Linked DNA regions of Homo sapiens: region 1 is linked to region 2. Evidence: chromatin contacts called from ENCODE Hi-C or POLR2A ChIA-PET data. All regions are on one chromosome and are shown on one strand. Each heading gives the region's core, a stretch centred on a gene start or an enhancer-like site at or near the end of the contact. The rest is flanking DNA. Distances are from core to core; before and after follow the strand shown.

What was found. A loop is a pair of places that touch in the nucleus more often than their neighbours do. ChIA-PET counts read pairs that join two places held with the same protein, here RNA polymerase II (POLR2A). Pooled maps may share reads with other maps.
Region 1: a pooled map shows a loop between it and region 2 (2.2-fold over the local background). The contact joins two enhancer-like sites. A Hi-C loop is called at or near these places in 2 of 168 maps with a recorded cell type or tissue (Caco-2 and sigmoid colon), 3 of 37 single-sample maps with no recorded cell type and 12 of 50 pooled maps. POLR2A ChIA-PET finds 5 or more read pairs at or near these places in 13 of 52 experiments (CD4-positive, alpha-beta memory T cell, GM10248, GM12878 and 9 more).

What each region holds. Positions count from the first base shown.
Region 1 is chr1:26,737,740-26,740,789 of GRCh38, reverse strand. The region is part of intron 4 of ARID1A (AT-rich interaction domain 1A); the gene reads right to left. Among named protein-coding and RNA genes, the nearest start is that of ARID1A, 43 kb to the right of the region's middle. RefSeq lists a silencer at 1,055-1,104. Within about 2 kb of position 1,354, at least 3 of the 41 ENCODE cell types and tissues checked have a DNase peak (open chromatin) inside an H3K27ac peak, as active enhancers do.
Region 2 is chr1:26,675,775-26,678,999 of GRCh38, reverse strand. No RefSeq gene overlaps it. Among named protein-coding and RNA genes, the nearest start is that of ARID1A, 19 kb to the left of the region's middle. RefSeq lists an enhancer at 1,010-1,059. Within about 2 kb of position 1,444, at least 24 of the 41 ENCODE cell types and tissues checked have a DNase peak (open chromatin) inside an H3K27ac peak, as active enhancers do.

The DNA.
Region 1 (3,050 bases), core at 105-2,604, 62 kb before region 2:
CCATACCTCTTGCCAGAAGTAGTTCTACGGTTTAACTTATTCCACTGCTTTAAGACTCTCCCGTTTTCAAAGCATACTACAAACTAATGGATCATTTTTGTAAAACATTAGTTTTATCACATGATTGCCCCAGTTACCTATCTGCAAGCCCATAAGATCAGATCTAAATGGCTTAAGCTCAGCAGGATCCCTGTGATCTAGCTTTCCTTCCTGTTACTTCCCACCCCTGGAAGCTGACCAGCCCCCAAGTATCTATACTGCACCTCATCCCCATCCCTGCATGGCCTCTGTTCAAGCTGGACTTTCCCTTTGTAACTAACCACTTAAATACATCCACATCTAGCTCATACTGACTGAACTTCAACATGACTTCTTCCTTCAACTATTGAGACATAAATGGATCAGTGACTTCACCAAACTCTGACAGCACTCATTATAACATACAGGCACATGGTCTTCTGTTTTATGTCTATTTTACTAATGAAACACAGGAGGATCCTTTAGGAATCATCGTATCATATTCGGAATCATGGACCCAAGAGTTCAAATGACCTCAGAAGTCACACAAGTTCAACCCTTGTCAAATGTCTGTTTGTCTTCTACATAACACCCATAGCAAAAAGTGTGCCAGGTTTTACTCCAGGGACAGGAAACTTACCTACATCTCTCCTCATCCTCCAGATCCCAAAAAAACTTACTTGTATGTCACACTTGGACTTAAATCTACAGACAACACGTAGCCAGGTTTTAAAGCATTAACATAACTTGGCCAGGTTTTTTTTTTCTTTTTTTTTTTTTTTAAGATGATCACTCTGGTGATTATGCTGAGGACAGACTTGGAAGGAAAAGAGGAAGAAAAGAAACAGAACAGTCAGAAGTTTGTGGCAAGACACCAGGTGAGAGATAACAGGGACCCGAAAAAACAAAAGGCAGTGGAGAAAGAGAGGGGAAACCAGATTCAAAAGCAAAAACCATTTCTGTGGTAGACTAAGATTTGGTGACCAACTAAGTTTGGCCCCACTAAAGGAAGGGATCCAGTGATGAGCACCATAGAGCAGAGGAGCTCCCAGGGTGGTACTGGCAGGGCAAGGGCTCCGTTACCCAGGAATAAACTGCACTGAGGCCACAGCTACAGGAAGTCTAGTTTCTTTCAAGTCTCTTTTCTTTCTACCATTCTTAACCCACAGTGTGCCTTCCAAATAATCAAGAGTCAAACTACAGTGTAAATCACCACTATTATTCTAGTTACCGCTGTGGCTTCCTAGTCTAGTAATTTTTTTTCCTTCCCTTAAAGGTGACTACCTACTTCAGTCTCATTCCAATTGTGGTCTTCTGAACTGGCAGCATCTGTACCACTTCAGAGCTTGTTAGAAATGCAAATTCTTAGGTCCCAGCCCACACCTACTGAATCAGAATTTCTCAGGTAGAGGCAGTAATTCAGGTGATTCTTAACACACGCTAAAGTTTGTGAAGCACTAGCTAACCTCTTCAGATCACAGCTTTCAATCCTGTATCCATTTTCCATTACTCTATCCTAGGTACACTTTCAAGACCAAAATGTAAATTTACAAATGTGTCTCAGTAAGAAAAGTTACAGAAGCTGGGCCGGGCGCAGTGGCTCATGCCTGTAATCCCAGCACTTTGGGAGGCCAAGGTGGGTGGATCACAAGGTCAGGAGTTCAAGACCAGCCTGGCCAAGATGGTGAAACCCCATCTCTACTAAAAATACAAAAAAATTAGCCAGGCGTGGTGGTGGGTGCCCGTAATCCCAGCTACTAGGGAGGCTGAGGCAGAGAATTGCTTGAACCCGGGAGGCGGAGCTTGCAGTGAGCCCAGATGGCACCACTGTACTCCAGCACTCCAGCCCTCCAGCCTGGGCAACAGAGACTCTGTCTCAAAAAAAAAAAAAAAAACAAAAGAAAAGTTACAGAAGCTGGGCGCAGTGGCTGACGCCTATAATCCCAGCACTTTGGGAGGCTGAGGTGGGTGGATCACTTGAGGTCAGGAGTTCGAAACCAGCCTGGCCAACGTGGTGAAACCCTGTCTCTACTAAAAATACAAAAACTAGCCGGGAGTGGTGGCGCACACCTGTAATCCCAGCTACTCAAGAGGCTGAGGTAGGAGAATCGCTGGAACCCGGGAGGCGGAGGCTGCAGTGAGCCAAGATCGTGCCACTGCACTCCAGCCTGGGTGACAGAGCAAGACTCTGGTAATACAGTCAAGCTGCTCCTGTCAGATGTATACTTCCTGAATGAGCACTATAATGGATGCTGCTCAGGTTCATCTATTCAGTAAGTTGGAGCCTACTATATGCCAGGCACTATGGCAATAAGCAACCAGATGCCAGGCACTATGGCAATAAGCAAGACAGCAAGTCAGTCCTCAATGAACTTGCATTAAATAAGTAATTTAAATTACACTTGAGATAAGTACTAACAAGAAGTATGGGTGCTAAGAATTTACTATAGGCTGGGCACCGTGGCTCATGGCTGTAATCCCAGCACCTTGGGAGGCCGAGGCGGGTGGATCACCCAGGTCAGGAGTTCGAGACCAGTCTGGCCAACATAGTGAAACCTCGTCTCTATTAAAAATACAAAAATTAGCCGGGTGTGGTAGCGGGCGTCTGTAATTCCAGCTACCTGGGAGGCTGAGGCAGGAGAATCGTTTGAACCCGGGAGGCGGAAGTTGTTGTGAACTGCGATTGTGCCACTGCACTCCAGCCTGGGTGACAGAGTGAGACTCCATCTCAAAAAAAAAAAAGAGTTTACTATAGCAAAGGAACCTCATACAGTCTGGAATAGATCTCTACCTGCAAATCGGGATTCACCTGGGACAGCTGCTAACCACACCAATGCCCAAACCCCACATGAAACAAATCAGAACTCTGTGAACTCTGGGCATTAATTTTTTCTTTTTTTTTTTTTGAGACGGAGTTTCGCTCTTGTAGCCCAGGCTGGAGTGTAATGGCACCATCTTGGCTCACCGCAACCTCTGCCTCCCAGGTTCAAGCGATTCTCCTGCCTCAGCCTCCCTAGTAGCTGGGATTACAG
Region 2 (3,225 bases), core at 195-2,694:
CCTCCCAAAGGGCTGGGATTACAGGCGTGGGCCATGGCGCCCGGCTGAGAGGCACTGTCTCAAGGATGGGTGGTTCCCTTCCAGTTACTAAGGAGGCTAAGGTGGGAGATCCCTTGATTCCAGGAGGTAAAAGCTATAGTAAGCCTAGAATAAAAAAGCGAGACCCTGTCTCAAAAAAAAAAAAAAAGATGGGTGGTTCCACGAAGAGGGATGCCTCTTACTCCCATTGTGGCCATCCACATTCATAGGACCAGGGAGGGGAAAGATGGTAAGAATGCACTCACATTATAACCTTTACTGTCTGATTTTTAAATAAATGTTCATCAGTCATTTTTTATGACAGCTTTGAAATATAATTACAATTCACCCATCAAATTGTACAATTCAATGGTTTCAGCATATTCAGAGTTATGCAACCATCACCACAATCAATTTTAGAACATCTCATCATCCTGAAAAGAAACTCCATACCCTTTAGCCTCCTCTCCCCATTCTCCCCAGCTTCAAGCCCTAGGCAACCATTAATCTACTTTCTGTACGCCAGGGGTGATGGCTTACACCTGTAATCCCAGCACTTTGGGAGGCCGAGGTGGGCAGATCACCTGAAGTCAGAAGTTTGAGACTAGCCCGGCCAACATGGTGAAACCCCATCTCTACTGAAAATACAAAAATTAGCCAGGTCTAGTGGCAGGCACCTGTAATCTCGATTACTTGGGAGGTTGAGGCAGGAGAATTGCACGAACCCAAGAGGTAGAGGTTGCAATGGGCAGAGATCGCAAGACTGCACTCCAGCGTGGGTAACAGAGTAAGATTCCATCTCAAAAAAAAAAAAAAAAAAAAGAAAAGAAAAGAAAGAAAAATATCTACTTTCCATTTCTACAGATTTGTGTATTCATGGACATTTTTTAAAAATGGAGTCATATAATATGCAGTCTTTTGTGACTGGTTTCTTTCATTTAGCATACTGTTTTCAAGTTTCATCCATGTTGTTCACCTGTCTCAATCCTTTCTCATAAGTGGTAGCATTCTTCCAACAGATGTGTGGGTGCCAGACAGCAATGTGACCCTCTCACCCACTCCTCCCAGTGGAGTTCCTGACTACCGTCGTTCCCCTACGAGAAGCCTTTCTCCTCCCGTTACTGACTACTCTAGTAAGGAGGACTTTAGCAGAGTTCTTTTTTTCCATTTTCTCCCTGGGACTTAGCAGCTCAAGTGCAGCTGGCCCTTGGCCAAGCTTCCTCTCCAAGACACCTGCAGGTGCTACCAGTGCTGCCACCTTATGCCCATTTCTTGAAGTAGTGGACACTGGATCAGGCACTGTCTTCCTCCCTGAGAGCCCTGCTCTTTGCTGTGTTCACAATCAAGGTTGTGACTCATGACAGAGTGTGACCAGGAGAGGTCGAGGGTGTGCTGTGTGGGAACTCATGCCTGGTACCTTGAAACAACCAAGAGGCAGAGAAAGAAGCAAGCGCAAATGCACATGGAGCTCAAGAGGAGCGTGATTTTAAATCTCTCTTCCTGATTATCTTGGCTGTTTCTTCAGCTTCCACTTTTCTTCCTCTCTTCAGTTCACTTTCATTTCCCTATGTTACTCCTCAAAGAATAGGGAACCTACACGTCTCTCACTGTTCATTTCCACCTGGATTGTTTTCTCTTGTCACGTCAAGGGGTACAACTGTATACTTAGACATTTGGGTATGCTTAAGTTACTTCTATAAAAAAGAATCAGTCTAAACATTCTGCCCTGCTGAATGGCAAAACAAGGAAAAGGTTTTCTGTTTTCCAAAAAAATAAAGATGTTCTTCCTGAATAAATAAAGCTACCCAAACACAAATTTTTAAGAAACACACTTAAATTATCAGTCCCAAAGAAAAACTAGCATAGTAATTAAAATACTTTCCCTAAATGTTCATGCCTGAATCTGGGACCTTGTCAAAGTTCATTCTGGGGTGCATAGTTCCATTACAGATTATCATGCACGACCCTGAACTCCCTGAGTAGACCGTATATCTCCACTTCAAGCTCTTATTCCTGGGAAAATCTTTCCAAATTAAGGCTGCAGGCACTTATCTACCTCAGACTCTCATTGCCACTCTATGATATTTATTCAAGAAATGTTTGTATACTACCACATGCTAGCCTTGTGCTATACACAAGACAGACAAGGTTCCAGCTCCCATGGGGTTTAGCTTCTAGGTAGGGAAATGTAACAGTAGACTGCAGCCCTAAGACCTGTGGTGTGCTTGGCTGAGTCCCTCAGTGTGTCTTGATGAGTCCTGTTACCCCTAAGTAAAACAGGCAAGAAACACCTTGCTGTCTTAGACAGCAAAGAAGAAAAGCAGATGGACTGGGTGTAGTGGCTCACACCTGTAATCCCAGCACTTTGGGAGGCTGAGGCAGGCTGATCATTTGAGATCAGGAGTTTGAGACCAGCCTGGTTGAAATGGTGAAACCCCGTCTCAATTAAAAATACAAATGTTAACTGGAGGTGGTGGCGGGCGCCTGTAATCCCAGCTACTGGGAAGGCTGAGGCAGGAGAATCACTTGAACCTGGGAGGTGGAGGTTTCAGTGAGCCGAGATCGTGCCACTCCACTCAAGCCTGGGCGACAGAGTGAGACTCAGTCTCAAAATACAAAACAAAACAAAACAAAAAACAGAAGAAAAGCAGATGGGCTCAGGTGGTCTTGGCTGATAGCCTCACAGAATCTTCTGCCTTCATCTTACTTTGACCTTCCAATAACTCCCTGAGAGCCTCAGAAGCATCCCAAAGTGATAACCATACCATTAATGGATTTCATGACCTTATTAAATTCTTAAACTTTTTTTTTTTTTTTTTGAGACAAAGTCTCGCTCTGTCACCCAGGCTGGAGTGCAGTGGCGCGATCTCGGCTCACTGCAAGCTCTGCCTTCCAGGGTTCACGCCATTCTTCTGCCTCAGCCTCCCAAGTAGCTGGGACTACAGGCACCCACCACCACGCCCAGCTAATTTTTTGTATTTTTAGTAGAGACAGGGTTTCACCATGTTAGCCAGGATGATCTCGATTTCCTGACCTCGTGATCCGCCCGCCTCGGCCTCCCAAAGTGCTGGGATTTCAGGCGTGAGCCACCGCGCCCAGCCTTTTAAACACTTAAACTCTAGCATATATGTATGCTATAGTTCTAAGCAATGCCATATATGTGTGCTGTAGTTCTAAACAATTTCTAAGCAATGTCATATATATATA